Linked DNA regions of Mus musculus: region 2 is linked to region 1. A link is a loop called in an ENCODE intact Hi-C map of the cell type or tissue named here. Cell type or tissue: heart. All regions are shown on one strand. Links, peaks and the distances in the headings refer to the core of each region. The heading gives the core; the rest is flanking DNA. Region 1 overlaps Sohlh2 (spermatogenesis and oogenesis specific basic helix-loop-helix 2). Region 2 holds the start of Dclk1 (doublecortin-like kinase 1).

Region 1 (16,522 bases), core at 3,904-11,903:
AGATGGTGAAGCCAGGACTCACTGGGCGATATTTCAACTCCACTTGACCACGTGATTATACAGGAAATGAATAGGGAGTCAGGGGCCAGGGGCTGCAGAGCCTTTCTTCACATGCTCTGTGAGCTGCAGTGTTAGGCACTGCTTACCTCTCACTGCTCCCTCCAAAGCTCCTCCTGCAGCAGTCATGGAATACACGTTCAGGCCCCGATCAGCCAGGAGCTGAATCTCTTGCACAGGTGAGAAAGCGCTGGTCAGCATGGCATCTTCCCTGGGAAGACAAGAAAGATTCACTTCACACATCCCTCCAGGTAGAAAATACCAACAGTGCTGGATTCAAAGGCTTTTCTGAATTGTGTTTTAAAAGATGTGTTTAACTGGGTCACCTTGGACGCAGAGTCGTCGGACACCCCCAAGTTCCCTAGAGGACTCTCCACATGATCTTAGGACCTCTGGTGAGTGGAACACAACTTCTGTTCCAATCCAATCGCGGGACCTGAGACAGCATTAGGGAAGCAAAAAACCTGGCCTGACCAGGGTCACAAGTCCCTTCCGGTCGGCATCAGCACCTGGTCACCTTGGGCATGGAGTCGTCGGACACCCCCAAGTTCCCTAGAGGACTCTCCACATGATCTTAGGACCTCTGGTGAGTGGAACACAACTTCTGTTCCAATCCAATCTCGGGACCTGAGACAGCATTAGGGAAGCAAAAAACCTGGCCTGACCAGGGTCACAAGTCCCTTCCGGTCGGCGTCAGCACCTGGTCACCTTGGGCATGGAGTCGTCGGACACCCCCAAGTTCCCTAGAGGACTCTCCACGCGATCTTAGGACCACTGACCAGACAGCTCCACGCTCCTCAAAGGAGACACCACTTCCAGGCACTGTAAAATGCCCAGGATCTTTGACAACAGGATCCCAGGATAAAAGAGCTTGGTCACACCAGTATTTCAGGGTCTCAGGGGAACTTGACTGCCAAGAACTCTGACACACCCAGAACCTCAGGTTCACAGGAGCCCACAAGCAAAGGATCACAGAGAAAGCTGGACTCTGAGGAGTCCTGAATCAACTGGGATTATAAGAAGGACAGGCTCCAATCAGATATATTAAGGACAACAAATACTTGAGATAATGAAATGTCAGGAAGCAAGCATAAGAACAGAAGCAACAGAAACCAAGGGTACTTGGCATCATCAGAACCAAATTCTCCCACCATAACAAGTCCTGGATACACCATCACACCAGAAAAACAAGCCATGGATCTAGAGTCACTTCTTATGATGATGATGGAGGACCTTAAGAAGGAAATAAAGGAAGATACAGGTAAACAGCTAGAAGCCTTTAAAGAGGAAACACAAAAATGCCTTAGAGAGTTACATGAAACAATAATAAAAAGGAGATGGAATTGAGCAAAACCAACCAGGATCTAAAAAGGGAACAAGAAACAATAAAGAAAACCCAAAGAGAGACAACTCTGGAGATAGAAACCCTAGGAAAGAAATCAGGAAACATAGATGTGAGCATCAGCAACAGAATACAAGAGATGGAAGAGAGAATCTCAGGTGCAGAAGATTCCATAGGGAACATGGACACAGCAATAAAAGAAAATGCAAAATGCAAAAAGATCCTAACTCAAAACATCCAGGAATTCCAGGACAAAATGAGAAGACCAAACCTACAGATAATAAGAGTAGATGAGAATGAAGATTTTCAACTTAAAGGGCCAGCAAATATCTTCAACAAAATTATAGAAGAAAACTTCTCATACCTAAAGAAAGAGATGCCCATGAACATACAAGAAGCCTACAGAACTCCAAATAGACTGGACCAGAAAAGAAATTCCTCCCGATACATAATAATCAGAACAACAAACGCACTAAATAAAGACAAAATATTAAAAGCAACACGGAAAAAGGTCAAGTAACATATAAAGGCAGGCCTATCAGAATTACACCAGACTTTTCACCAGAGACTATGAAAGCCAGAAGATCCTGGACAGATGTTATGCAGACACTAAGAGAAAACAAATGCCAGCCCAAGCTACTATACCCAGCCAAACTCTCAATTACGATAGATGGAGAAACCAAAGTATTCTATTAAAAAACCAAATTCACACAATATCTTTCCACAAACCCAGCCCTTCAAAGGATAATAACAAAAAAAAAAAAAAAAAAAACCAATACAAGGACAGAAACCACGCCTTAGAAAAAGCAAGAAAGTAATCCTTCAAGAAACCTAAAAGAAGACAGCCACAAGAACAGAATCCCAACTCTAGCAACAAAAATAACAGGAAGCAACAATTACTTTTCCTTAATATCCCTTAATATCAATGGACTCAATTCCCCAATAAAAAGACATAGACTAACAGACTGGCTACACAAACAGGACCCAACATTCTGCTGCTTAAAGGAAACCCATCTCAGGGAAAAAGACAGACACTCCCTCAGAGTGAAAGGCTGGAAAACAATTTTCCAAGCAAATGGTCTGAAGAAACAAGCTGGAGTAGCCATTCTAATATCTAATAAAATCGACTTCCAACCCAAAGTTATCAAAAAAGACAAGGAGGGACACTTCATACTCATCAAAGGTAAAATCTTCCAAAAGGAACTCTCAATTCTGAATATCTATGCTCCAAGTGCAGGGGCAGCAACATTCATTAAAGAAACTTTAGTAAAGCTCAAAGCACACATTGCACCTCACACAATAATAGTGGGAGACTTCAACACACCACTTTCATCAATGGACAGATCATGGAAACAGAAACTAAACAGGGATACAGTGAAACTAACAGAAGTTATGAAACAAATGGACTTAACAGATATCTACAGAACATTTTATCCTAAAACAAAAGGATATACCTTCTTCTCAGCACCTCATGGTACCTTCTCCAAAACTGACCATATAATTTGTCACAAAACAGGCCTCAACAGATACAAAAATATTGAAATTGTCCCAAGCATCCTATCAGATCACCATGGACTAAGGCTTATCTTCAATAACAACATAAATAGTAGAAAGCCAACATTCATGTGGAAACTGAACAACACTCTTCTCAATGATACCTTGGTCAAGGAAGGAATAAAGAAAGAAATTAAAGACTTTTTAGAGTTCAATGAAAATGAAGCCACAGCATTCCCAAACTTATGGGACACAATGAAAGCATTTCTAAGAGGAAAACTCATAGCTCTGAGTGCCTACAAAAAGAAACTAGAGAGAGCACACACTAGCAGCTTGACAACACACCTAAAAGCTCTAGAACAAAAATAAGCAAATTCACCCAAGAGGAGTAGACAGCAGGAAATAATCAAACTCAGGGGTGAAATCAACCAAGTGGAAACAAGAAGAACTATTCAAAGCATCAACCAAAGGAGGAGCTGGTTCTTTGAGAAAACTAACAAGATAGATAAACCCTTAGCCAGACACACTAGAGGGCACAGGGACAGTATCCTAATAAACAAAATCAGAAATGAAAAGGGAGACATAACAACAGATCCTGAAGAAATCCAAAACACCATCAGATCCTTCTACAAAAGGCTATACCCAACAAAACTGGAAAACCTGGATGAAATGGACAAATTTCTAGACAGATACCAGGTACCAAAGTTAAATCAGGATCAGATTAATGACCTAAACAGTCCTATATCCCCTAAAGAAATAGAAGTAGTCATTAATAGTCTTCCAACCACAAAAAGCCCAGGACCAGATGGGTTTAGTGCAGAGTTCTATCAGACCTTCAAAGAAGGTCTAATTCTAGTTCTTCTCAAACTACTCCACAAAATAGAAAAAGAAGGTACTCTACCCAATTCATTCTATGAAGCCACAATTACTCTGATACCTAAACCACAGAAAGACCCAACAAAGATAGCGAACTTTAGACCAATTTCCCTTATGAATATCGATGCAAAAATACTCAATAAAATTCTCACTAACAGAATCCAAGAAAATATTAAAGCAATCATCCATCCTGACCAAGTAGGTTTTATTCCAGGGATGCAGGGATGGTTTAATATACGGAAATCCATCAACGTAATCCATTATATAAACAAACTCAAAGACAAAAACCACATGATCATCTCCTTAGATGCTGAGAAAGCATTTGACAAAATCCAACACCCATTCATGATAAAAGTCTTGGAAGATCAGGAATTCAAGGCCCATACCTAAACATGATAAAAGCAATCTACAGCAAACCAGTAGGCAACATCAAAGTAAAAAGTGAGAAGCTGGAAGCAATCCCACTAAAATCAGGGACTAGACAAGGCTGCCCACTTTCTCCCTACCTATTCAATATAGTAGTTGAAGTCCTAGACAGAGCAATTCGACAACAAAAGGAGGTCAAGGGGATACAAATTGGAAAGGAAGAAGTCAAAATATCATTATTTGTAGATGATATGATAGTATATATAAGTGACCCTAAAAATTCCACCAGAGAACTCCTAAACCTGATAAACAGCTTCGGTGAAGTAGCTGGATATAAAATTAACTCAAACAAGTCAATGGCCTTTCTCTATACAAAGAATAAACAGGCTGAGAAAGGAATTAGGGAAACAACACCCTTCACAGTAGTCACAAATAATATAAAATACCTTGGTGTGACTCTAACTAAGGAAGTGAAAGATCTGTATGATAAGAACTTCAAGTCTCTGAAGAAAGAAATCAAAGATCTTAGAAGATGGAAAGATCTCCCATGCTCATGTATTGGCAGGATCAATATGGTAAAAATGGTTATCTTGCCAAAAGCAATCTACAGATTCAAAGCAATCCCCATCAAAATTCCAACTCAATTCTTCAACGAATTAGAAAGGGCAATTTGCAAATTCATCTGGAATAAGAAAAAACCTAGGATAGCAAAAACTCTTCTCAAGGATAAAAGAACCTCTGGTGGAATCACCATGCTGTACTACAGAGCTGTACTACAGAGCAATTGTGTTAAAAACTGCATGGTACTGGTATTGCGACAGACAAGTAGACCAATGGAACAGAATTGAAGACCCAGAAATGAACCCAGACACCTATAGTCACTTGATCTTTAACAAGGGAGCTAAAACCATCCAGTGGAAAAAAAGACAGCATTTTCAACAAATGGTGCTGGCACAACTGGCGGTTTTCATGTAGAAGAATGTGAATTGATCCATTCCTATCTCCTTGTACCAAGGTCAAATCTAAGTGGATCAAGGAACTCCACATAAAACCAGTGACACTGAAACTTATAGAGGAGAGAGTGGGGAAAAGCCTTGAAGATATGGGCACAGGGGAAAAATTCCTGAATAGAACAGCAATGGCTTGTTCTGTAAGATCGAGATTCAACAAATGGGACTTCATAAAATTGCAAAGCTTTTGTAAGGCAAAAGGCACTGTCAATAAGACAAAAAGACCACCAACAGATTGGGAAAGGATCTTTAACAATCCTAAATCAGATAGAGGACTAATATCCAATATATATAAAGAACTCAAGAAGGTAGGCTCCAGAAAATCAAATAACCCCATTAAAAAATGGGGTACAGAGCTAAAAGAATTCTCACCTGAGGAATACCTAATGGCTGAGAAGCACCTGAAAAAATGTTCAACATCCTTAATCATCAGGGAAATGCAAATCAAAACAACCCCAAGATTCCACCTCATACCAGTCAGAATGGCTAAGATCAAAAATTCAGGTGACAGCAGATGCTGGCGAGGATGTGGAGAAATAGGAACAAGCCTCCATTATTGGTGGGATTGCAAGCTGGTACATCCACTCTGGAAATCAGTCTGGCAGTTCCTCAGAGAATTGGACATAGTACTACTGGAGGATCCCACAATACCTCTCCTGGGCCTATATCCAGAAGACATTCCAACTGGTAAGAAGGACACATGCTCCACTATGTTCATAGCAGCCTTATTTATAATAGCCAGAAGCTGGAAAGAACCCAGATGCCCCTCAACAGAGGAATGGATAGAGAAAATGTGTTACATTTACACAATGGAGTACTACTCAGCTATTAAAAAGAATGAATTTATGAAATTCCTAGGCAAATGGATGGACCTGGAGGGCATCATCCTGAGTGAGAACCCAATCACAAAGAACTCACATGATATGTACTCACTGATAAGTGGATATTAGCCCAGAAACTTAAAATACCCAAGATACAAGTTGCAAAACACATGAAACTCAAGAAGAACAAAGACCAAAGTGTGGTCACTTTGCTCCTTCTTAGAATTGGGAACAAAACACCCAGGGAAGGAGTTACAGAGACAAAATATGGAGCTGAGACAAAAGGATGGACCATCTAGAGACTGCCACACCCAGGGATCCATCCCATAATCAGCCTCCAAACGCAGACACCATTGCATACGCCAGCAAGATTTTGCTGAAAGGACCCTGATATAGCTGTCTCTTGTGAGGCTATGCAATGCCTGGCAAACACAGAAGTGGATGCTCACAGTCAGTTATTGGATGGAACACAGGGCCCCCAATGGAGGAACTAGAGAAAGTACCCAAGGAGCTAAAGGGAACTGCAACCCTATAGGTGGAAAAACAATATGAACTAACCAGTACCCTCAGAGCTCGTGTCTCTAGCTGCATATGTATCAGAGGATGGCCTAGTTGGCCATCATTGGGCAGAGAGGCCCCTTGGTCTTGCAAACTTTATATGCCTCAGTACAGGGGAACTCCAGGGCCAAGAAGTGGGAGTGGGTGGATAGGGGAGTGGGGTGGGGAGTGTATTGGGGACTTTTGACATAGCATTTGAAACGTAAAATAAGAAAATACCTAATTTTTTTTTTAAAAGATGTGTTTATATGTATGAGTGTTTGTCTGCATGTACATCAGTGTACCATACCTATGCAGTTCCTACAGGGACCAGAAGAGGCCATCAGGTCCTATGGAACTTGAGTTACAGTTGGTTGTAAGTTTCCATGAGGGTGCTAGGAACTGAACCCAGGTCCTCTGCAAGAGCAGTAAGTGCTCTGAACTCCTGAGCCGTCGCTCCAAGGTCTTTAAAGATTTTCTATTAGACAAGATCTAAAAAACCCTGACAAGTTTCAGCTACAGATTATTTAAATATAACATAGTGGTACTTGGGACCTTTGAGGATCCTTCAAAGGTTGTTTCTGTTTCTCTTTGCTTGCATATACTTATAAGACTTGAGTAAGGAAGTCATTCCTTGGCATGTCACATTTTGTACCTGTGAGTTTCAGGACTGCGTACTAACTAGTTCTAGATACTCCATAGCCCTCAACCCCTGTAGAGGATTTATAGAATCCATTCTGACCCCGCTGGACATGCAGAGTCACTGAGATGGAGTCAAGAGGCCCCATTTTAAGGTTCTCAGGGCTAACAGGGTGTGTGTCATAGGATGGAAGCCCACAGCCCTGGGGATACGGGATGTGTTCATCACAGTAATAAGATGATCAGAACTGGCAGTGGGAGACAGTCGTGAATCCCTAACAAATATGTATGTCTTCAGTTCCTGTACCATCATCCAGCATGAACAGGAGGGAAAACAACACACAGACTGTGGATTCACATGCTCTTGCCATACCTCTGTGATGTGGCTGAGAATGGAAGGAACAGCTCGATGGGCATCTGTCTCTTAGAAAACCTTCTATTGTTCTGAATGGCTTCTGTAACCTAAACAAGTACAAAGATGCATCTGTAAAACAGACCTACAGACACACACATGGATGTGCAGTAACAGGAACAAAAATAAAACTGCTGCATGGAAGCATGAATAAGACTTGAGAAACTGAGTACCTGGGCCATAATGGCTGGAGAGAGAGACTCCCGGACCTGCTTCACATAATCAACTGTGGCCTCGATAACTGATGCCACATCGCTCTTCCTCCCCTTGACGTATGGCAGGAGCGTGCGCAGCTGCTCACAGCAAGACTTGATGCGTTCTCTGTACAAATGATTGTATGAAAAGAACGAAGCATTACCTCCTCTTTGTTTATCTGAAGGAACAATTCTTTTTCCTGGGATTTTGTTGAAATGGACTGTCTCTATCTTCATCTGACCCCTGTTTAAGAGGAAGACCATGTTCCCATAGGCCAAGAGCCATTCACAGCTCCTGAAATCAAAACCCCCAGGGTCCCCACTCAGAGGGATAACTGCCAAAGTACAGAGTCTGTGCCAGGCCAGCCCCAGCTCCCTCAACCAGGCCCACTGCTGTGGTGCCCAGACAGTACAAGCACACCGCTCAAAGCCCATGAAGAACTGCAGACACTCTGCCCTCAGGAAAGAATCACATGATATATAGACATCATTTTGTAAATTCACAGTAGAAGCTTAGTGGGCCAGAAGAGTCAGGACCTAGGTTTGGAGCATATTTTTACCAAGAAATAAATCATGTGTGTGTGTGTCTTGTACCACGTGAGTTTCACAGATCATGCTGTGGTCTGAGCCGGAGGAAAGCAAGAAGATAGTTTTCCTAAACAGATGAACAAGGCAATGTCCAGGCTAGCATTCAAAGGACACTAAATCTCAAATGTGTCTCAGGAGAGACACATGGAAAAATGTAGATCTAATTGACTCAAAATCGATTCAAGCCCTTGGCATTTTTCCCTTAGCACTTGCTTTGTCCAGTCACAGCCTTGACTTGGGCAGGGTGACTAACAATCACTATCTGGAATCTTAGGAAAGTCCCTAAGTTTCTCTTAATTTCAGAAGAGAAGAAAAACAGACTAAAAATATCTATCATTTGGCATATATAAGGGTAGAAAATAAGCGGTAGTTTTATTGGGCTTCAGGATCTTTGGGATTCTGCAGAGTTGTCTCAAGAACTATTCTAGGGGGAAGCACTGAGGAGCCAACAGCTGGACACTTGGAAGGCTTTGAATGTTTCACACATAAAAACTTCACTTACAAAAGAATCTAAGATAAAACGCACAGCAGAGTCTCTGTGGGCAGAGCAGTCTCAGTTGAGTATGAGAAGTTGCCTAATAGTGAATTATGGCAAGTCAGATCTTCAGAATTTCATTGGCAGTGGGAATAATATGTTAGAAGCAAGAATGAAATACAAAAAGGGCTGAAAACAAAGACATTAAGCCATTGTTATCTATAGCTGACTCAGCTATTGACAATAATTTCTGCCTTTTCTATAGTTCTGATAGATAGATAGATGTATGTCACTTTCACAATGAAAAATGCCATTGCACATCATTCGGTGTGTATTAAGAAAACTTCTGAATACACAGGGAACTTAGGGGAACTGAAGACGAATATTTCTATTCCCACCACTTAGAATCGTTACTGCTCTCCCATCAGGCTGTGGCAGCTCTTTAGTCCCTCTTGGTGACCACATGCTGGATGGGTGGCATATGTTCAGTGGTCACATTCACTAGTTTCATGCAGACTTTTGGCAGTGTGAAAGTTGTGGGATCTGTGGAAGTGGTTTCTCTGTGTGAAGAAATAACCCAGCGACCACAGGTTCCACGGCCACTCACCGTCTCAGCTTTTCTTTGGTTGAGTGAAGAAAAGACGCCTGTTTGCTTTTGTCTAGACTCGACAACGGGGCCTTTAATCCAAGTCTAGCGTCATTCTTCAGCAGTTCAGAGCTACAAGCAAGTGAGAATCGTGTCACTTATTAAAGAGAAAGATTGCCAGGCAACTTTCTGTCAATTTCAAGCAGTAATTCACTCATCAGCCAGAGAGTGTCTCCTGCCTCATACAAAAGAGGAGAATACATTAAATCACTGTACCTGACACATTTGGTACCGAATCTTTTCCTTCAGTTTTCAAAATATCATAAATCCGATGATTAAAATTCTAAAATGCACTGATTAAATACAAATATAATCAGGACTAAGACAGTCTTGTCTTATCAATCATGGCTATTCTAAATTCCAAGCAGTCACTGGCAACACATTTTGTTAACTTCATGGTGGTGTATAGCATCCACCACAGTCCATTTCTCCCTCCAGCTTATTTGATAATCACCTATCCTAGGTGATGCTTAGACAGGCAGACTGAGTAAGATGGCTCCTGCTCTACTGTGAACTAACTTTAAGTGTTCTGAGGTTGTTACAGGGCAAGCTATGATGGCAGGCAGATTGGACGTAGTTTTTATTCACAATTGTTTCTACTGGGTCTTACAGTCCCACTGTAAATCACACCACAGCTGTATTTACCCTTTAAAAGTTAAGGCTCATGGGGCTACAGAAATGGCTCAGTGATTAACAGCACTGGATGGACCTAGATTCAATTTCCATCACCCATATGGTGGCTCATAACCATCTGTAACTCATTTCCAAGGTATCTGATGCTCTCTTTTGGCCTCTGAGGGCATAATACGTCTGTGGTACATAGATATATGTGCAGCAAGGCACACCCAAACACATGAACTACATTTTTAAAAGTTAAGGTCCATTAAAGAGAAAAGAATAGAGAAACTTTACATGTTCTGTTCTAGCTTGATCAGCAAAGGCTTCTCTCCTTTTAAATTTTGTCATTTAATGGATGTTGTTCTGACTCTGCTATCTAGAACAGTGGTTCTAGACCTGTGGGACTCTGCCCCTCTGACAACCTTCTATCTCCAAAAACATTTACATTACGTTCATAACTATAGCAAAATTAATTATGAAGAAGCAACAAAAATAATTTTATGGTTAGGGTAAACTGCAACATGAGGAACTGGATTAATGGGTCATGGCATTAGGAAGGTTGAGATCTAGAACTTTATGGTTTGAACTATTTTATTAATTTTTATTTTATGGGTATATAGGTAATACATGTGTGTCTGGACCCTAGGGATGCCAAAAAAGGGAATAGGACCCCTGGAACTGCAGTCACAGACAGGGTGACTGGGTGCAGGGAACTGAACCTGGTTCCTCTAGGAGAATGGCCAATGCTCCTAACTGCTGAGCCATCTCTACAGGCCCCCTTTGTACTGTTTTATATGTTTTTAAATTTTTTGAAAAATAATTGTGTGTGTGTATGGGGCAGGGGAGAGAGAGAGAAGAGAGAAGAGAGAGAGAGAGAGAGAGAGAGAGAGAGAGAGAGCTATCAACCTTGGTGTCTGTGCTCAGGCACTGTTCCCCAGTGTCTCTCACTGGGCTGAGGCTCACCCAGTGGGCTGGGCTGGCTGGCTGGCGCCTCAAGGAGCCTCCTCCTGTCTTCACCTCCCCAGTGCTGGGATTCTGAGCACTCGTGCCTTAAAGCTTTTGTATCTGAGTCCTGGGTCTGAAGCTCATGTCCTTGCTTGTAGACAAGTGCTTTATTACTCTCTAGCCCTGTAATTCCATGTTCTTTATCCAAAAGGGCAAAACTTGACTGGAAATTTTACTTTGATTATGAGGGAGGATAAAGAAAACTTCAAAGTTAGTAGACACTGAGAATGCTTTCAACGTAGCATATGAAATTCATGAAACCTCACAATACCCTTCCCTACCTCATAGGCCAGTTAAGGAGTCATCGTCCCAAAAAGCTCTTTGAGGCTCAGCTGCTAAATAAGATTCACAAAGCTTTTGCTATCCATGTGCCACTTAAGTGAAATCATCTTTGGTTTGCCACAGAACTGGCTGCCAAGCCCCTCCCTTGTTCTTCTACACAGCAGAGGGCTACATTCTACACATTCTAGAAGTGCCCGACTCAGAATTTTCACCATCATCAGCATCCATGGGTTTCAGCATTTGTCCACCCCTGTGCTCTAAGCTCTATTTAAAATGGCCTTGGTGTAAAAAGAGAGGGCAGCAGCCACACAAAGCTGGTTTTTATCCAACATGCAAAGCTAACAAAGGAAGAGTCTGACCCAAGATCAACAGCCTGCAGGAGAACAAGCAAGACACACAGAGAGATAGAGACAGAGACAGAGGGTGGAGGGAGACGGAGAGACAGGGAGGGAGGGACGGAGGGAGGGAGATTGAATGATTGATTGCCCTATGAAACAAAACAAAGCGCTTCCTTCATGGGATATCTGAGACTAGTTGAAGTTTTGAGTTTCTGAGTTCAAAACACAATGGGGACAAAACTAGGTAAGGCTGTGCTTGTGCAAATATCAGAGTTTTGAATGTGTGTTTGAAAAAGAGGGAGTCTGCTGTTATTTTATTTGAACATCAGTGTGCTTTCTGATAATGAGTTGAATCATCTTGTGAGGTATACTCATGATCTCCACTCTAGAATCTGAAACAGAAGGCTGTCACCTGTCTTCCTAGGAAGAGCCCTTCTCTCTGCACCGTGCTCAGCACTTGGCCTGGTCTCCTATTATTAAGTTCTCTGCAGTATCTTTTAGTAAAATGTACATGGTAAACATACATGACATGGAAAAATAGAAAAAACATTTAAAAAAAAACTAACCAAAGAAACATATCTGTAGAAAAACGCCCTCCGAGTTCACTGCGGGACGTCTGAAAGTACAGCCGGCATTCTGGAGGCAACTCAGTGTTTTCCATATCTATTGAAAGTTTGGAAAGAGGCTCGTTTTAAACATAAAATCACTGCCAATTATTTTTACAAAGCAGGGTTTTAAAAATAGAAAGCAAGTGATAGGTTTCAGTCCATGAAGCATAAAACCACTAAGATTAGAAAGTTTCAATGAAAGGCTGCGCACACTGCCCGCCAGGACATCCTCTTACCAGTAAGAACCTTCTAACCAAGCGACATAGTTTATAGTGTCCCCAACTGAGTTTATGTATCACCTTCCTATTTATAAGTAAATGTCAAGCAACTGCACTGTCAAGTTGTGGCCTCAGAGCCATAAAAATTCTGCAGCTGTTAGTCCTCGGACCAAAGATAAACCAACTGGAGAATGGTTGGGATCCATCAAAGGTGCGGGACAGGTGATGGGCAGCTGCTGTTTGACTGAAGACCAGAGCAGAGATTGCAAAGGGGCCCTGACCACATGCTTAGTCATACCCAGGAAGAACTCTGAAGCCACACTGGGTAGGGCTTGGGGAAGATGGCATGGTGAGAGAAGGTGCTACAAAGAGAACTCACGACTCTGACTATTGAAAGCTAGCACTATAAAGAGGCAGACACATTGACTCTAGAATGTAAACATATATAACAGTCCTCAGTATGGTTCAAGAAAATATGAAATTTAAATTTTGAAAAGGTTTATTGCTTTATAGAAATATAATGGTGAATGTGGGATGTGTGTGTGTATTTGCAGTGTGTCTAGTTGATAAGCATATATAATGTAAAAATAACACAGTCAAGTTAATATGTTCATCACCTTCCATAATTACTTCCTTGTGCATGTGTTGAAAACACTTAAAATGGTTCACCTCAATAAGTCACAAATGTCCATGCAGTATTGTCAATACAGCCATCAAACTTTATCTTAGGTCTCCAGATTTTACTCGTATGACATAGCAAAAACTCTCCACTCCTTGCCCAATGTTCTCCATGTGATACGGACTTAATCCTGAAGGATTTCCCAGCTAGTATCCCAACCTCTATCAAGCAAAAATAATTATTGAACTACATGAATTCCAGGAGTTGGAGGATGCCTACTGCCCCTTTAGGAGGAGCTAATTGAATTAGTGTTTAAATGTTGCAATGCACACAATCCAATGGGTAAGAGGATTACAAAGAAGAGATCTAATTGCGGCATTGTCATTAATGCTTTGTATCTCAGACGATGAAAGAGAAAGAATGACCCTTCAGGCATGAAAGAGGTAAATAATTACAAAAATGTTTTGCAACGGAGTTACTGTGCAATTCCAAGTTAATGCCCTACTTTTTGGATATCTCTGTAATGAAGTAGTCTGATCAATCATATTTTAAAAACAAAGATATGATGGTAGCTAAGTTACCAAATGAAAAGACACATAATAACAATCCCAAACAAAAACAAAAACAAACAGAACCCTTCATCACACAACTATCATGCAACTAACTCATTTGAAATTTCTGAACATTTCAGCTTCTCTTGCAAATAAAAACAAAAGATTTTTCCTCTATTTACACATACTTTCTGGCTATGATAAAATATACACTCTTATAAAATACATAGCAAATTGTTAATTCACAATAAAAGGCTTAAGTGGGAGATTAATTTAGAGATGTGCAAACATGGTTTATAGAATGTTAGTGAACATTTTAAAGCTTTACGAATGCATTTCTAACTCACCCGTATTTGTGAAATACGTTTTCCAGTAGTGTATCACCGTGTTCACTTTTTCCAAGGTCAGCGGCTCACTGAAACTAATGTCAGCTCCATATTCTGAAACATAGCCTACAAAAACCATGTTACCACAAACCTGGTCATTTCTACCTGAAAATGAAACCCATGTTATAGCAGGCAGTCAAGTACATACCTTTAAGTCTTTCAGGTATTACAAAAGCAAACAGCAAATGTGTGTTTTTCTTCTTGCCAGATCTGAGGGGAAAGTGTTACAATGAAGCAAAATAATCAGTCCGAAAGACCAGACTCAAGGCCTTAACTTACTAGCAACCGAACTATAGACGCCTTTCACTTTGAGAATTTAAAATGATGCAAAAATATTTAAAACTCAGCATCTCAAATCAGCGAGGATGTGATGGGCTCTTCTTTCTTAACTAAAGAAGAGAATCTAAACTCTATCCACATTTTCAAACTCCTCATTAGTTTGAAAAAGGTTGAGGAATGGAGGACATTTCAAGACCACTATAGGAATAAAATCGGCAAAATCTGGATTGGGGAAATTTGCATAAAACTAAAACCCCCTTAAAACAAATACCTCTGTGTGTGTTTGAAAAAGATATACATGTATAATTTAAGACCAAATAAAAAAAAAGACCCCCACCTCCCTCAAAAAAAGCCCAAATAATACAAGGAAGAGAAAGTAGAATTTTGAATTTTTGTCAAGTTTTTTTAGAATCATAAGCAAGAATCACTCAACTCTGACTAGATATTTCAACATTAAAGAATTGATAATGCTCACTTGCTTTAATATACACCAGAACTCTTAATAAACTCTGAAAAGAGGAGCCATCGTAATGACAGTTATTTAAAAAGCATACCTATGGGACTAATATCAGCATTACACACCAGATAATTTTCTATGATCAATCAACGCCTCTGATGTCACTCCTGCCTATTCCTGCTCAGACTGCCATGCTAATTCTTACAGTGACATGTCAAATCAGCCAGAGAACTGACTGCACTACGAAACTTCTACCCATGAAGATATGCTTTATCTTAAAACTCACAGGGGACAAATTTGATGTCAAGTATATCAATATATTGTATAACAATCAAGTATATTAACATATTATATCTTATGTACTTAATATATCAATATATCTTATGTATTTAAGAAATAGGTTTTAAGAGCAATTTTAAAGACAATGTCAAGATTTGGAAATTTTTACCTAATTAACTTGGCAGCCTCCTGCTCCTCTGCAGTTAGAGTGGAAGTCACCTTCAAGAAAATTATGTCAAACGAGTTAGCAGCCAAAAGCACGGCGACCTTCTTCACATTGCTGATGGTCAGGGTGATCTGTGCTGTGCTAGGAAAGAATTTCTGCATAGAGCCAGCCAGGAAGTATCTTGTGGCATCTCCAACCAGCAAAAGATTTACTCTGCCCTAAAAGAGAAGGAAGAAAGTAGAGGTCACATGTAACTACCAAACAAGAGTGACAACTCAAGGAGCAGGGCAGTCGACCCTAAGCACTCGAGGGCAGGAAGCTCTTCACTGCCTCCATGCCCAGGCCTGGGCTTGGGTCTGAGCATCCTGTACTTTGTTAAGATCCTGTCCGCTAAGGCCATTATAGTGTGGTTTCCCTAAAAACTTCTCTCTTATTCCATTAACAGGTAAGGTTCTTCTTATTATTATCATTATTATCATTATGATTATTATTTCCAGCCTTTTAGAGACAGGATTTCTTTGTGTACCCATGGCTGTCCTGGAACTCGATCTGTAGATCAGGCTAGCCTTGATCTTATGAGATCTGCCTACCTCTGCCTGCTGAGTGCTGGGTCTAAAGGCATGAGCCATCACCCAGCAACAGGCCAAGTTCTTTTGATCCAACTTCCTAATCAGAACTTTCTCCTGGAAAGTGGATTTTGTGAGAAAGGCCTATCAGTGAGTCACACATGATTGATTTGGGTTAAAAACACATTCCAGAGAACAAGTTTTTTTAAAAATCTAAATTTGGTGCTGGAGTGATGGTTCAATCGTTAAAAGCCCTGCCCACCCTTAAAGAGTACCCAGATTTGTTCTCAGCACCCCTGTGGAAGCTAATAGATGCTGTCTATCTCCACAAGGGAAACGGTGCCCTCTTCTGGCCTCATAGGCACCAGGCACACATAAGATGCACAAGCATCATGCAGGCAAAATTCTTATACAAAAACATTTCATAATGCTTAAAGTGAGATTATGGTTGTGTGTTGGGACTTGGTCATAACAATCCTTGGTCACATGCAAACCATGGGTTGCAGTGAGACCCTTGTCTCTCTCTCTATACAAAGCTGCACTTCTGCTGGGAATGCCTGGGATTTTTTTGGTATTTATAATTAATATTTACACATAATGATTTTTGTTATCATTTCTTTGATCTGTGCTGTTCCTTATATTTGCTCCTTCCTGGGATCTGCTTTATTGAATTTCAGTGCAGGCTCAGGAGAT
Region 2 (16,522 bases), core at 3,135-11,134, 45 kb before region 1:
ACCACCATCAGCTTCTCACCATGGCCAATGATCAATGGGAATGGCGAGAGCAGATCAATTTTGAGTGGAAAAAGCAGATGTAGCCTTCCCTTCAAGATGCCACCCAAGTGACTCTAGGATAGAATGAGGCATCAATCTCCAGGTATCTGAGGACATGCTGTGATCTGAGCACGTCTTTTCTACAACACCATTATCCCACACAGGATGCCTTGTTCACTGGTCAGATTACCTGACTCATCTGATCTTGCTACAGAGCCCTTGGAAAATGCCACCAAATGTTTTACTTCCCCTTGTATTTACCAAGGTCGTATAAAGGACGTGGCACAAAAAAAAAAAAATCAAAGTTGACACAAAGAGGCTTCATGTCACTCTTTCTCTTTAATTTGCTGGAAGTACCGACCTCTGAATAGAAGGAAAAGAGCCAAGGCTACAGGCATCTTGGCAGGGCGACAGGCCACCAAAGAGATGTGAATTCCCGAAAAGCAAACACACACAGCTCAGGCTGCTTGGCACCAGCTACAGTCCAGTCCTACTGTGTCTGGACTGGCACTCCTGCCAAGGGACCAGAGGACAGCATGGGGTGGGGGAAATCACACACAAGCTCCAGCCAGCTATAGAGGAAGACAGGGGGGTTCTGCCTGTGTGCAGCCCTGCGACTGCAAACCTGGACTCCAATTCAATAGGTAGCAGGATAGGATGCTCCCTGCTACAAGCCCAGGACACAGCTGGATAGTGGGGCCTAGCCAAATCCTGCAGGAAGAGAGATGAACTCAGAGTGACATTAGGCTGTATGCATTCTGATGGCTGTGCCACCTACTTTGTCCTTGCCTTCAAGGCTCAAGTTCAGGAAGACTTTTTCCAACAGAAGCTCAGGGGTGCTCAGTACCAGTCATTGCACCCAAAGTCATTAACATAGTTATGATTCCTGTGGCAGTGGAAGACTTCATGCTGTGTTCAAAGGATGACGAGCCAAGGCAAACATGAACAAGAGGCGGGCAATGTATCATTTACAAGGAACCAAGCCTTGTCCCTGGAACAAAACTATGCTGGTTTCATGTTAAATGTCCACAACAGATTATCTGTTAGCATGAACTGAATTTTAAAATAATACGAACAGACTAATTTCTTCCTGTTCTTGAATGCCCCAGGAAGACAATAACCCTCCCAAGAGGCACCCAGTGGGAAGCCTTGTCAGATGACCCTGTTTTTGGTTTAGTGGTCACCACTTACCTAACATATAGCCATAGACACATTATTTGAGTTTTCTGGTCTCAGGTACCTAGTAATAAAATGAATGAATAATTCCCTCTCTACTCTAAAATTAATTTCACATCCTTGGTTCAGGACCTTTTGAACATCATGGTCCAAAAGCTCAGTTGATGCCTAGAAACACCCCTGAATGCTGACCTATACAACTGAAGACACAAAAGGACATGGGTTCGAGAAAGCAAACAGTCCGCTCGGGATTTGATATCTTTTCTTTCTGCCTGCTATTATTAAGGGCTACTGGCTAAATACCATTCACTTTCTTTTCATTTTTTAACAGAACAGGAGATTTAAGCATGTTAAACAGTAAAGGCTCCCAGCCATGGGCTAAAAGACAAGTGACCCTTAGTGACCCTTAGTTGCTAGCAGGGTCCCCAGAGGTTCTCTAAGGCTTACCTTCCACCAGCTGGTCCAGGCTGGAGATCTTCTTGAGTCCATCGATGGTGTAGATGGTTCTCACCCCCTGGGGCAAATTCACATTATCCGAGAGAGTTCGGGTCAAATCAGCCAGCAGGGCCTCGAAAGATCTGAAGCGGTCTGGGGAGATGGCATACACAATTCCTTTGAAGTAGCGGTCACCATTTCTGTAGAATCGAACCTTCTTGGCTTTCTTCTCGGAGCTGAGTGTCTGCAGGGTGCGGGTGCGGTAGAAGCTGCAGTGGGCGCTGTGTGTGGGGCTGGGCAGGCCATTCACACGGGACCCCCTGCTGTACCTCTGCGCCTTGTCCCGCTCATCAAAATGCTCCAACTCCATATCTCTGCCGAACGACATGGCTGGCTTGCTTATGGAACCTGCAAGCACCAGAAAGAGATACAGACCGGTTACGTGAAGATCGTGGGTTGAGAGACTCTGAGAGCAGCTGAGTTTAAACACTGGTGATGTATTTGGGTTGTGGAGTGGGAGAGAATGAGGAGGAGGAGAAGAAGAAGAAAGGAATGGAAAAAACACATCTCATTGGTAACAGCCTATTACTCAACCAGAGTTTGGTTATATGCAACAACCCCCACTATTGCCTGCCTATCATCCCTCAGGCTGCAGTCACATCCTCTCAAGGTGTCACCCTCCCTATTTATAGGTCGAGAAACCGATGCCTGGAATATTTTCTCTTAAATTTCCCAAAGTAATATAGTTGAGAGATATTTCAACAGAAAACACTCTCTCCCACCCCCACGCTCTAGTTTTGCCTGACTATAATGCTCACTGTGAACTGTGCCCATGTAGTGTGCCAATCCCAGAAGCAGGTTTTAAAAAAAGAAGAGCTTTCATGTACTAAGCAGGGGGTGGAAGGGAAGTGGGGGATCAGATTGTAGAAGCTATAATACGTGTGCATTTCTAAGACCAGGCGGAAAGGAAATTAAACCAATCCAGAGGTTCTATGCACTTAAACATGTATCCCATATGCTAAAATGTGATTTCATCTCAACCCTTTGCTTGTGCTTAGTAATAAAATGGGATAAAAAGAGAAGATGACAAAAAGATGGTCAGAAGAGAGAGAGAGAAGGTAAGATGTAAAAAGAAAGGGAAAGGAGATAGAAGAGGGGGGAAATGTGGTTAAGGGCAGGAAGACACCATTCAGGCTGATGAACACACTTGGCCTCATACCAATTGTATAACCTGAGAAATCTACCTGGTTGGCACCTGTAAGACTCAGTTGCAAACAGGAGTAGGAATAGTATCTACTTCATTATTCATATTCACTGTTAACACCTATAAATCTTGCATATGATGAGTAGTGATTTATTGATGGAAAACACGCCTTCTATTCCTGACCTTGGTACAGAGATTACCAGGGGAAACAAAACCATCTACTACCTGTTTGAAAGGCAGGCATCTGCTTATTGGATAAATCCACTCTTGCTAGAAGCGAAGTGATAAAGAATTGTCATCCTTGAAGGAATATCTGTGTTTCAACACAACAATCTAGAAAGTCGGAAAGCCTACATCATAAGAATACGTCTTACATGACAAGATTTCAGGCACACTGAAATAGGCTATACGTGAGGTAGAACTCCGAAGGAAGAACAAAAGCTCCTGCTACTTCCCAAGTCACTGATGTGAAGTTCAACCCAAACTCAACAAAACTTCTGCTTCTTCTTGTGACTTTTCCTTCACCTTCAGCAAACTGGCCCCTGAGCCGCTCAGAGAGAGTAAAGTTTACTTCTCAGTTGAAACGTCCATTTAATTTAAAATGTGTATAAACAGAGCATTATGGGCCATCCTCGGCCACAAATACTAAGTTCAAGGCTAACCTGGGCTACATGAGACCCTGTCTCAAAAAGCTCTAATTTAATACTTAATCGTTAATTATCTAAAACTTGTAATAAGAAAATTCACAGTGAAATCATAGTGAGAGAATTTGTAGAAATCATTCCAAAAAATGAATCAAGTAAAAGAAAGCAATATTGATGACTTGACGATTCAATGACCAGTTAGTTCTCTGAGAGAAGAGACATAAACAGAACCCTCTTCTAAAACTCACACAGCTCCAACAAGGCGTGTAGTCTCATCAAAGCTAGGTCTGGGAAACAGGGTTGACCCAGAGTGTCCCAGTTACAAATGAGGAGTTGGATTTTCAAGTTCTTTTAATCGGGATTCCAAAGTCGGTGCTCTTGGTCTCCAGCCCCATGACACTAGGTTCTGTTCCCATGGGAAGCATGGACTTTGAAGCCACCACACCTGCCTAGGCTTTCTCCTGGACATCTCTCTTCTGTTGTTAACTCCACTGAGAGGAATTAAAACCCTTAGTGTGAGTTAGGAGTATCTTCACTTCAAGCAGAAAAGCCATCTCTCGTGCCTCATAAACAAGCCATTGTCACCTAATTCTGCATCTTTATAAAAGCTATACCAGCCATGGAGTGGTTTTGTTGGGTTTGTAAGTAAATAACTTCAAAATAGTCACCACTGGGACCAGTCCCATTGGTATTAGCTGCATAACAGAACCCAAATTCTGCTTTGATATTGGTATCTGCTCCTACTTTGTTCATATATTTGTTAAGCAGTCAGTCTTCAAAAAGGCATGTGGGTTGATCGAGGAAGGGGATGGAGGAGATTGCAAAGCTATGCCCACACACTAAGCTCACCAGAACTTTAATGGTAAATGCCAAGGTGACTTTTGGTTGCATTTGTTTTCTTTTTAAAGGCACTGGCCATCCTTCCATTCCTAGGGGCTTCCTCCAAAGTTGACTTATGCAAAAAGGAAATAAGGAGGAACCTAGCAAAAGAGTGACACTGTTATGTGACCAGAAATGGCAGACATCAACTTCCAAGGGTCTTCAGTGGTTCACAATTGGCAAAATCCAAAAAAAAAAAAAAAAAAAGTTTTGGCAGCAATTCAAACTGGGAATGCTTTTAGGATCAAGATTCCACACTAAATGATAGAAAATCTATTTAAAACAGAAGGTTTTGCTCATTTTAGTAACAGGTTCACCCAGGGCAGGCATTACATTCCCTGCTCCCCACCCATGAGCAGGCAGTGATGGGACCAGCATGGCAGAGCTATGCTCGAAGTGAAATAACTGCCAACCCCACAGCTTCCACTAACTGAAAGCCAAGGCCCGCTGCGCACACTTCAGTCTTCTGGGAATCATGTGTGGAATGAAAACAGGTGCCCTCCCCTCGCCTCTGCTGGCTCGGCTTTCAGAGTCTTAGTCACACATGTGAACTAAGAACTCTAGAAGAAAATTCTCCGGGCTCCCACAGGTTCACACTTCCTATACAGGAAGCTAGCTAGAACACACTTGGCCAGCATTTGCAGAGCATGGGAGGATAGAAGTCTCTGGATACAAATGTGGGCACCAAGAAGGTGCTCAGAGCCCTCAGCCACAGAGACTACAAACTGTGGGTGGGGAAGAGCATGGACTTTTATCATACTCTACAAATATTACAAAGCCAGAGAAGCAGTGTTGCTCGTTGTGGGGTTTCTCACCATTCTAAGGAATATTATATTCACCTTTCTGTGAATGAGCTCCCATTTCATCAATTTTAGAAACACACACACACACACACACACACACACACACACACACACACACACACACGTCTAGCATAAATCCACGCCATCACACATGGAAATCCCAAAGCATATTTTAGCAGTTGGATTAGGATTCAGGTGGATAGAGAGGTATGGAATAAAAGACATGCATGTGTTTCTCCGGAGTGCACGCACCACCCAAGCCAGCACATCACAGGATGTGGGAACATCTTTTAAATGTTCTTACATATAACCTCTCTTGAAATCCCTCCTAACCTGCATTCATGAAACATTCCATACCTAAAACGCTGCCCTACTTTCCTTTCCCATTGAAAGGCGATATATTTAGGAACAGTCATGACACGGTCGTTCCCCACCCCCCCCCCGCCCCCTTCGGAACACCCTGCAGTGTGGCAGCTGAGCGCGCGTGCACAGTAACCTGGGCACACATTCACAGGTGCAGTCAGAGAGGGAGCCCTGTTTGAATGAAATCTTCTTGTTACTTCTCTCACCCACAAGGATTTCCTTGCCAAATCCAGTGGCGATGCCTCAGAAACCTGATTTTCAAAAGCAGCCTCTTTTGTGGGGCAATGCGGCGCTGTGTGTGCGCTCCCCCTAGGAGGAAAATGTCTTTTCCTCTCTGCATGCTTTTAGCACTGCAGGTACTAATTCGTACACAAGGCTTCCTGGCTGTCCCCAGAGGAACTTGAGACCATGCAAAAAGGTACTTGCAACGCCTACACTGCAGCCCCCATCACCAGGCACATGCCACCCTCCTGGGCACTCGGGAAAGCATGCACACAATAAGAGGCCAGGCCCAGCCACTCCTTCCTTGCCCACTTGGTCCTAGCTCCACAGTCAATCCTGACAATGACAAGCGCCTCTCCCAGCTCCTCCGCGGCTCTCTATCTCCAACAACAAGGGGATGGAAAGCCTTGGAGGGCCCAACCCGCCAGACTCCCTATTTAAAGCCGGTGGCACCAGACAAAAGAGGCAGGAGCCAGCAACCCTGGGGCCGCGGGCACACAACGCTTCCTGGCCGGACCAAACTAGCCAGCCCAGAGCAGCCGTCTTTCGAGGAACGGCGGGCGGGGCGGCTGCTGCCCAGTGGGGTCCATCCTGGCCAGGGCTTCCAGGGCTGCGGTCAGACGGCACCACGGGGCCTGCCCGCACCTTCCCCAGCCCAGGCAAAGCACGCACCGGTCGCGGGTGGAGGCTGGGTTGTCTGTGGCCGGCTGCTGGAGCTGTCCTCGCCGGGCTGGGCGCGGCTGGGGCTGCGGAGCACGAGCGTCTGGAAGCTGCGACCGCTAGTGCACTGATGCGCTGGAGCTGGTCCTCATTGAAATGCGGTTCTCCGCTCAGCCTCACTCCAGCCTCTCTCCCGAGGAGGGCGGTGGCGCGCAAGCTTTTCTTGTGTCTCACTCGCTCACATGCCCTCCCTTCTCCCTCCTTCTCCTGCTCCGCCCTCCGCCCTCCTTGGCAGGGCGCGCCCACCGTGGCTGAGTCCAGGGTCCTCCCTCCTCTAGCCAGGCTTCTGGTTGCAATGGTCTTGGTAATCTGGATTGCCTGGACACCCCTCCGCTCCCAAGCCTCCCCAGTCGCTAGAAGGACTTGCCAGAGGATGGGGGCAGATTGGTTGGTGGCTCAGGGAACTGAGAAAGAATATCGATAGAGATGAATCTGAAGCAGGTCATGTGCTGGGCAGAGAAGTGGTCCAGTATTGAGGTCGCCTTCATCAAAGGAGACCAGAGGAACTCACCCACCTACCCACACACCCCTACATCTTTTCATTTGGCATTGTGGTTTGACACGCCCTTCCCAGGAATAGGGAAGCCAGTAGGATTGCCCCTCAAAACTGCTTTTTCTGAACTGTCCTGGGAGACCAGATCTGGACCCTTCAAACTAAGCAATGTAAAGTAATCCTCAGTCTCCCTACTTGGGGAGGGCCACGTTCCACTCGTCATTCGCGATTGACCCCAAGACATGAGTCACTGTTGAGATGGTGGCCTCCTGCTTAGGGCTTTATTTCACAATAAGCTTTTGATAACTTAAGGCCACACTTAGACTGCTCTTGGAGGCCTCTTGGCTGCAAGACTGGCAGTCTGTCAGGGTGGAAAGTCCCATAAGCTTACACAAGCCTTCCCTCCCCGAACAAGAATGTTCTCAGAACCCAGATGTTCACAGCTTCCACTGGATACAATTCTGGGGACTGGGACCCCATCCCAGGTATCTCTGAAACATTTGCATGGCTCAGTATGCAGCCTAAATATATATATTTAAAAGTCATTAGACAATACATAGACACATGCCAATATATGTATTTGTTTGTCTTACTGACTCTGGGCTGCTCAATAAAAAACACAAAATTAATTTTTTCTGCCCACTGGGTCCAGTTATGTATTTTACTATTTATTGTTACTAAAAGTTATTCTGAAATTCTCCTGAAGTATTCTGTTCATGCTGATTACCCTTTGTTAGAAAATGCAGCCAACTGGGATATGTATTACATATTCAATAAATGATGAGATATCTACTTCTGAGCTACTCAAGAGGCCAGAGATGAGTGTAGAATGCACTCACCAAATTAACTAGATGCAAAGTCCCACGCTCTGCTTCTTCAAATTCTAGTGCAAAAGTAAGGCTCAGAGCTAAGCCAAGAGATGGACACCAAACAAGTCTGTTTCATTGAGACCAGAAATCAAGACCTCCACTTATCTTGCCAGTGAGAAGTCCCCAGTGATTTCTTCCAAGTGTGTGACTAATAGAGATCCTACCTCGAACCTCCCCCCAGTGGACATGCTGTCAAGGTCATTTCATTTTATAAATGACTTATTTATCTCAATTTTATGTGTATGAATGTTTGCCTACATGTATGTATGCATAGCACATGTGTGCAGTGCTCCTGGAGACCAGGAGAGGATGTGGTATCCCCTAGAGCTGGAGTTGCAGGTGTTTGTAAGCCACTGTGTGGGTGCTGGGAACTGAACCCAGGTCCTCTGCAAATGTAACAAGAGCTCCTACCCACTGAGCCATCTCTCCAGCCTCCTCGAGGTAATTTATTAAGCATTTTATATGACTTAACCGTATCTTACCATGGTCCTAGTGTTACAGGGTCTGCTTAAATCCATCATAACTCAAACACCAGGTCAATGAAGAAGACAAAAATGTATTGTAATCAAGTTGCTACTGGTCAATCAGGACCTCAGAAAAGACTCAGGAGCTGAACTGAAGCAAAGAGCCAGAATATCACAGGATATTTAAGCTCACATCTCATAAACACCTACGCCAAGTTATTATTACAGTTTTTCACCAATTAGTATAGGAGTAGGCTCTTGGGTCTGGGAATATTACCTTAGGTTAACCCAGATAGCAAGATGGAGTTGTCCTTGAAATATCTGAATTCAGACAACTGTCTCCTGAGATATTTGGATTCAGACAAGTGTATCCTTTCAATAGAAGCTGTTCAGCTATTGGGAAGTCCCCAGTTCCCCTAGAGCCTAGAACCTTGAATTTAGTTTGCCCCTGTGGTTAAATGGGAGTCTAAAAACAAAATGGCAGTATTTAGAACAAGTTGGGTTTTTGTTTTTTTGTTTGTTTTTTTTTTTTTTTTGAGAATTCCCAACACTAGGGTGTTTACTTGAAAAATGAAAATAATGTAATAAAAGAAACAAGATCATAGATGACTTTTTAAATGGGAATATCTCTAGACATTTTACCTTCTCCTAAAACTACAAGTAACAAGTAAGTGGATGAATGCCCTCAACAATACCATGGCCACCAAGCTATGGCCGTAACGTAGCAGAAAAGCATTCTGGGTAAACCGCACCAGGAACCTGACTAGACGAACGTCCAAAGTTGTCCCAAGGCAGCTTAAGTCTTTAGAGGATACAATTCATATTTTATTCTCTGAGAATTTCATAAAATGTATTTTGATCATATTTACCCCCTGCCCTAATTTCTTCTAAATTGGCCCTCACCTCCCTACTATTCAGCTTCATGTTTTCTTTTAAAACCACTAAGCTGTTATGTAACATCTTCCTTCAAGATTGAAACATCCCATCCTCCAGGAAGCTCCTGAAGCTGGTAGGTAAAGTGACCCAAAATAGCTGCAGAAAGCCCTGAAACCAACCAGATTTACCAACTTCTCCCTGCCAGGGTAATCTAGAACAGCTGAGAGTCCTTCTCAGACGAGACAAGCTGCAAAGAGGACTCTGAGACCAGAGCCCCTGCCAGAAAGAGGTTAGGTCAGGGGCACTTGGAGTGAACATTGTCTACCCAGCTGAGCTGCCTGCAGGCTGTGCAAGGTACTTCGGTTTTCCTACACTTTTTGAGCCCTCACCTATGCTGGGTGAGCCTTGGTGATGCAACTGTCTTTGAGTCATTTCTACTCCTGCAAGTAACCCAATAAAACTCAGTCGGTCACCAAGTTAGACTTTGGAGTATCCATACATTGGTCTGCTGTGGGTTCCCAATCTGGGGTAAGTAGATGTGGGTGTTGTGTCTCCCAAATGTGTCTTGTCACACAACACCAGTCCACTTTGTGTTACCCAGCTACTCTTGGGAATAGGGTCTGCCCTATAATGTCATTTACCTACCAGGGTCACACACAGTTTAAATAACCAAACAAACGAACACTGACTCTTTTCCAGCAGAGGATGCCCCAGATCCCCAGCCAGAGTGGGATTGTTTTGTGCCCACTTCCCTGTATTGGGATTTTTGTCTGTCCTGAGTTTTTCATGGGTCGTGTGCATTCTCCCACAGATCACTGTGAGTTCATGTGGGCAGCCATCATTTTGTGTCCAGAGAACAGTTTCCCTGTAGTATCACCAGCTCTGGCTCTCGGCATCTGTCTACCCTCTCTTCATCACTGGTTCCTATGCCTTAGAGAGATAAATGTGGCAAGTGTATCTGTTACAGGGTCTCGCTATGTAACCTTGTCTGGCCTGAAACTCACATACAGACTAGGATGACCTCAAACTCAGAGAGATCTGCCTGACACCGCCCCCCCTGGAAATGTGCCACCAAGTCTGGCTCAAAACATGTTTTAAATTGGCACTATTCCCCTTTACAAGAAGGAATTGATCCAAAAACTGACTCTGTGTGTGTATATCTGTATCTGTATCTATATCCATATGTATGTATGTATATGTATATGTATATGTATATGTATATGTATATGTATATGTATATGTATATGTATATGTATATGTATATGATGTATATGTATATGTATATGTATGTATGTGTATGTGTATGTGTATGTGTATGTGTATGTGTATGTGTATGTGTATGTGTATGTGTATGTGTATGTGTATATGTATATGTAGTCTGACAAGACACATAACAGGTGTAACCTAAAAGGAAGGAGATTTTTTTTCTTGACTCAAAGTTTCAAGAAATACAGTCTATTGTATTAATAAATGCCAAGACCAGCTCCACTTTCTAAAACTACCCATGTTTTAAAATTCAAGACAGTTTTACCACCACCTTGGTCATTATGTCTATAAGGCAACCCTGAATTCTAGTGTGTTGTGTAATCTCCTCTAGAAAACGCAGCCTTTAAATCAAATAGTTTGTCAGGCTGAAGAGATTGTAGTTAGAGCACTGACTGCTCTCACAGAGGATCCAAGTTTGAATCCCAGCACCTACATGGCAGGTCACAGCCATTTGTAACCCTAGTAACAGGAGCTCCAACTCCTTCTTCTGTCCTCCTGGGTACCAACCACACAAGTTGTACTCATGCATACATGCAGGCAAAACGTCTATACACATAAAATAAGGTAATTTTTAAAAGCTAGTACCTGCTATATAGCTTTCATATACAGTTCAGGCCCCTCTGCCTACACTGGCATCACACAGTGATCTGGGCCCTCATTCACTGATAAACAATCAAGAAACACTCCCCACCCACACAGACTTGCCTATAAGCAATCTATAATTTTCTCTGTTGAGATTCCCTCTTCCCAGATTGAGGTAAGTTGACAGAAAACCAACCCCGACAAGACCTTTCAAAATAATTACTGTAACTACTCATGTATCTCTGGTATAGCAGTTCAAATATGCTAAGGCCCAGGTTACATAAGGTTTTAGATCTTTATAAGAACCCAGGACCCCTTATGAACTAGTAAGCCCTCTGTAACTCAGTTTCCCAGACTTTCCCCCCCGCTTTTCCTAAGAGAAACTTGGCTTCCTGTGGGTGAACTCTTCCCAGCCCACCCTTGACCCACACAACTGAGTTCTACTTTCCTGGAGTTTTCCTGTTTGTCCCAAAATCCACCTTCCAGGAACTCTGGCCAGCTCCGGCAGGCGTGGCAAGCCTGGCTCCAGCAGACCTTGCCCTTCTCCCCAACCCCTCTGCGGAAAGCTAGCCACCAAGGCCTATTTCCTTATCCAGCATCTTCCTCCTCCAAAAGGCTGACTACCAAGGTCCAGCTCTCAAAATATTGAAGTCCAGCGGTCAAAAGTTTCCCTCTTGGTTCATGCAATGAACACGCCCAATCAAAATATACCACCACATCCTAACACGCCCAATTGAAATACACCACCACATCCTCACCCATTCTAACACAGACCTCTCCCCACCCTTTTCTCTTCTTAAAAGTGACCCCTGCAAGGTCACTGGCTTCTGTTTTTCTGTCAAAGTCAGAAAGCAGTCACTTCAACTTTCTTCCATGCTTAGTGAAGATTCTCTCTGTGTGAAAACAGATGCTTGGGTGTGGTTTGTGCCTAATTCTGGTGGTGGGGGAGGGGGGGACAGAGAGGAACCCCCGCTGTGCTTCACATCCTTTATAACAAAGGAGCCAAATCTGATAACCCCCACTTGCACGTGATATTTCTCACCCCCCACACTACAGCCTCCTAAACCCCCTGTAGTTATGTGGGGAGCCTCAGCCTCCTGCACATTCTCATATTACAGTTTGGAATCCCTGCAGCTACTTGGCCCTTGCCATCTCCCTACACACATGAGTTTCTAGAGAACTGGATGTGACAGAGCAAGGGTGGTCCCCCCCCCCCCCCCAGGGAAGAACTGGGATTTCAAAAGGCATCGACACACAGTTTTTGTTGATGGATCCCAACATCACATCAATGTCCCTGACAAGCATGCCATGAAAGAGACTCAGCTAGAGAGTTAGAATCTTCATGCCATTCAGGAGTCTTAAGACTCCTCATTCCGTACCTTCTCAGGTACATTCAGAGGAGTTAAGGGTTCTCTCTCAAATTTCCTTTAGCTTACACATTGTTCTTTGCTCTTCTTCTTGACCTGTGCTGTGATATCCTTTTGGCCTCTGATCGTATTACCTTGCACCTGAATAGGCCTTCAGCTGCCCATCAGACTGATGGGCAGTGCACCAAGGCCCTCATCTCAGGTGCTAATGAAAGCTTTCAGCAGGAACACAATCCCAGCAGGCTCTGACAGTGGATTGCCCATGATCTCTCTGCAGATAAACGGTTGATGCCCAATGACTCTCGCAATACACCTGGGTAATTACATAGCTAGACATGGTTTCTGCTGCAAATAAATACAGAGAGAGCCAGTGGTGTCTAAAACTCACATTTATACACCTAGGATTACATGTTTGGTTCAATGTGGAGGTTATGACTATCTACAGAGCACCTGCTTCTGCAATCATCCATCCAATAAATAAGTTCTGTGTCTTTCCAACACGCCATGCACTGTAACTTGGCAAGAGTAACTCAATCACGAGGCTGAGTTATAAGAAATATGTGCCCTGCTGTGGCAGAACTTGGAAGGAGTGCAATGTTAAACCTGCACTTACACAAATAACCATTTAGGTTCTACTGTGAAGAGGAGAACAAGAAGAGGTTTATTTTCCTTTGCCCAATGAAGAAGTAACGTACAAACAAGACCTGAAGCTAGCTTCACAATAAGGCGGAGCCTATTCTTCCCATCAGAAGGACACTGAAGGTGAAGGAAGGTTCTCGTAGGAAGGTGTATGCATACTGAAGGAACAAAAGCCTTTGGGGTCTGGTGGAAAGGAAGACTGGAGAGAGACAGCTGAGAGAGCTGGCAGGCACTGGGTCTTCAGGAACTCAAGCAGGAGGGACTTTATCTTACAAAACAAAAAAGATTACTGAAGGATTTTAAGTAGAAAAACTACTACAATCCAATGTGCATTTGAAAGTGCTGCTAGCTTTCCTGGCTGTGTTATAGTATAGTAGAGAAGGATTAGAGTGTAGGAGTCATCTTAGTGTCCAGGCTATGGTTAGGGAGGAGGGGAGGGGACCTTTAGTCATTTCTCTGCTGAGCTTGTAAGTGTATTCAGATCCACACAGCTTCGGGAACTTATTGGTTAAAAATGACATCTCTTATTAGCATGTAGGTTTCCAGGCTGTTCTTTTTATTATTATTATTTTACACTCCATATTTTATCTCCCCACCCTGTCCACCCTTCGACTGTTCCACATTCCATACCTGCTCTCTACCCCTGTCTCCATGTGGATGGCCCCACTCCCCACCCCACCTGACCTCTAAACTCCATGGGGCCTCCAGTCTCTTGAGGGTTAGGTGCATCATCTTTGAATGAACACAGTCCTCTGCTATATATGTGTTGGGGGACTCATATCAGCTGGTGTATGCTGCCTGTTTAGTGGTCCAGTGTGTGAGAGATCTTGGGGGTCCACATTAATTGAGACTGTTGGTTCTCCTACAGGATTGCCCTTCTCCTCATCTTCTTTCAGCCTTCCCTAATTCAACAACAGGGGTCAGCTGCTTCTGTTCATTGGTTGGGTGCAAATATCCGCATCTGACTCTTTCAGCTGCTTGTTGGGTCTTTCAGAGGGCACTCATGATAGGTCACTTTTTGTGAGCGTTCCATAGCTTCAGGAATAGTGTCAGGCCTTAAGACCTCCCCTTGAGCTGGATTCCACTTTGGGCCTGTCACTGGACCTTCTTTTCCTCAGGCTTCTCTCCATTTCCATCCCTGTAATTCTTTCAGACAGGAACAACAGGCTGTTCTTAATGCAACAGCTTCAGAAAAAATATTTTGAAAGTTAATTTTGTATACTTTGTGTGTGTTTATGTGCATACATGCATGTGGAAGCCAGAGGTCAGCCTCAGGTGTTGCTCCTCAGGATTCTGGGTCCCTTGTCTCATGAGAACTTGGGGCTTAATAGTGGGGCTATGCCACCTGGCCAGCCTATCCCACCTGTCTCAGTGCTAGTGTTACAAGTGGAGGCCACTCCTGCCCCCTCCCCCCTTTAAAGGATGCTGAGGCTAAGGATTGAACTTTGATCTTCACATCTACACAGAAAACAGAATACTGACAAAGCTTTCTCCCCAGTCACATTACTTGAGGAGAAGTCCCCTCAAGTAATGAAGAATTTAAGTATACCAATGTTAATCTAAAAATAAAAAAATAAAAACTAACTTGAGTGAAATTTGATTTAACTACATTCTGCCAGAAGTTTATTAAAAAGACAAATAACTCACTGTATTCAAGAAGACACTTATATTAAATCTTCTGCTTTGCTAATTAGCATTTCCTGTGAATCTCGGTGATTTTATAGAACACAAATATAATACTGAAGAAGACATAAAAGTTGAGTTAATTCTCTGGGAATGCAGCACTCCAGAAACACCACAAAAATCTGGACCTGAGGCTGAGAAATCCTTTTACTGGATATGTCTACCAGCTGAAGAACTTTATCAGGAAAGTCAAAGAGCCTTGAGCAGATTTTTAACAAATCCCAAGGTGTCTAGTAAAATATAAAATGTAATTAAATTTAATTTTACTTAAAATAACTTCAACTTTTAGAAGTAGATTTTGTGTGTGTGTGTGTGTGTGTGTGTGTGTTGAGCACACTAGTGTGTGGGTGCACTTGCCTGTGTAGCTACATGTGGAAAAGAAGCAAGAGGCTTACATTAAGGTATCGTTTTCAATCATTTCTGCTCCTTGCTTTTGAGGCATGATCAGACAGTGTGTCTCCAAGATCTGCCTGTCTCTATCCCCAAGCACTGAAGTTACAAGAGAATGCTGCCACACCTAGATTTCTACATGGATGCCAGAGATTTGAACTCATGTCCTTGTGCTTGTGCATCAAGCACTCTACCCATTAAGCCATCCTCTAGCCCTTGAAATTGATTCTTAGTGTACCTTCTAGGCATCAAAGCATCGTGTCTCCATGTAGAACTCATTCTCAAGAGTTTTTTAGTTGAGTTTCAAAAAGTATCACATAATGTCTAAGCCATTTTCCGGTGTTGTGTTAAGCCCCAGTAATACCTACCCTGGGCACATGCAGTCTGTGTGCCTCCAGTCAGATAATCTTATAAGGAAGAAAGGCATGTAGCCCAGTGGAAAAAACTCTCCCATAAGGCCCTGTGTCCAAACTCCAGTCCTGGGAAAAAGTAATGGGACACTTGCTATAATTCCACTGCTGATAAACTTCTAAATTAAAAAATATTCAAAACATGTGTATGCTTTTCTAAGATGTTTCTTTCACATGTACATAGAGCAAAAGTATAATTTTAAATAAAATGTGAAATGTGAATATAATAATATTTAGCATTCTTCTTCATTTAATAATTAACTGTAAACATGTTGGATCTAACCTGAAGGGCATACACTATAAAAACTCCCAAATGAAATATGAAGGAAATGAACCCTTTGTGACCTTTGATCCACAGAGGTTGTTTAAAGAAAATGCAAATTATGAACCATAAAGAAGTCACTAAGTTGCCTTCCACAAAAATTTTAAAACCTATATAGCTCTTAAAAAAAAGAAAAAAGAAAAGGTTATCACAAAGTAGAAATTATTTTCAAAGCATGCTGGGAAAAGAATCTCAGCTTCAGAATAAAGAAGGTCAACAATAAAAACATTAAAGTGGGAATATTTTAATAAATACACCACCCAAAAGGACAAAATAGTGTTCAACATCATTAGTCACCAGGAGAAGGCAAAACAAAGCTATAGTGAGACAACAGTACAGTGCCAACAGAAATCCCACATAAGACTGTTGCCACTGCTGGACATTGTCACTCTTGCTCATCAAGACAGAAAGGAACACAACTACATTAAAAGTAAGTTGCTGGTTTCTTATGTATACACCCACCCTGTCACTCAACAGTGTGACCCTGTCACTCAACAGTGCATTCCTGGACACAAAGCCTGGCAGGCAAATTATTATGGAAGGTTTTATTCATGGTAGCGAAAATGTATCCAAATGTCCCTCTAATAGTGAATGGATAAACAAATTGTGGCATAGCCACACAATGAACGCTATTCAGCTAGTTTTACATTGGGCAAACTGGAACTCAAATCATACG

What was found. Hi-C counts contacts between places; a loop is a spot of excess contacts. Peaks named below come from ENCODE experiments on the same cell type or tissue, not always from the same donor. Only the 100,000 strongest peaks of a DNase experiment are listed, where the experiment ranks them.
Region 2: a loop joins it to region 1, with 2.1 times the contacts of the local background. A loop is called at or near these places in 2 of 42 quality-filtered maps.

Annotation. Positions count from the first base shown.
Region 1 is chr3:55,188,080-55,204,601 of GRCm38, reverse strand. It overlaps Sohlh2 (spermatogenesis and oogenesis specific basic helix-loop-helix 2), which reads right to left. Exons shown (of 11, transcript NM_028937.3): 2 at 15,267-15,481; 3 at 14,231-14,292; 4 at 14,044-14,148; 5 at 12,267-12,363; 6 at 9,419-9,529; 7 at 7,728-7,875; 8 at 7,516-7,604; 9 at 147-268. Among named protein-coding and RNA genes, the nearest start is that of Sohlh2, 14 kb to the right of the region's middle. In heart, for the core only: a CTCF peak has its summit at 8,780; a DNase peak (open chromatin) is centred at 8,791.
Region 2 is chr3:55,232,667-55,249,188 of GRCm38, reverse strand. Dclk1 (doublecortin-like kinase 1) reads right to left here and starts at 6,825. Exons shown (of 17, transcript NM_001195538.2): 1 at 6,438-6,825; 2 at 1,663-2,058. The coding sequence starts at 2,038. In heart, for the core only: a CTCF peak has its summit at 6,623; DNase peaks (open chromatin) are centred at 6,698 and 7,308; H3K4me3 peaks cover 1,623 bases; H3K27ac peaks cover 710 bases; H3K27me3 peaks cover 2,482 bases.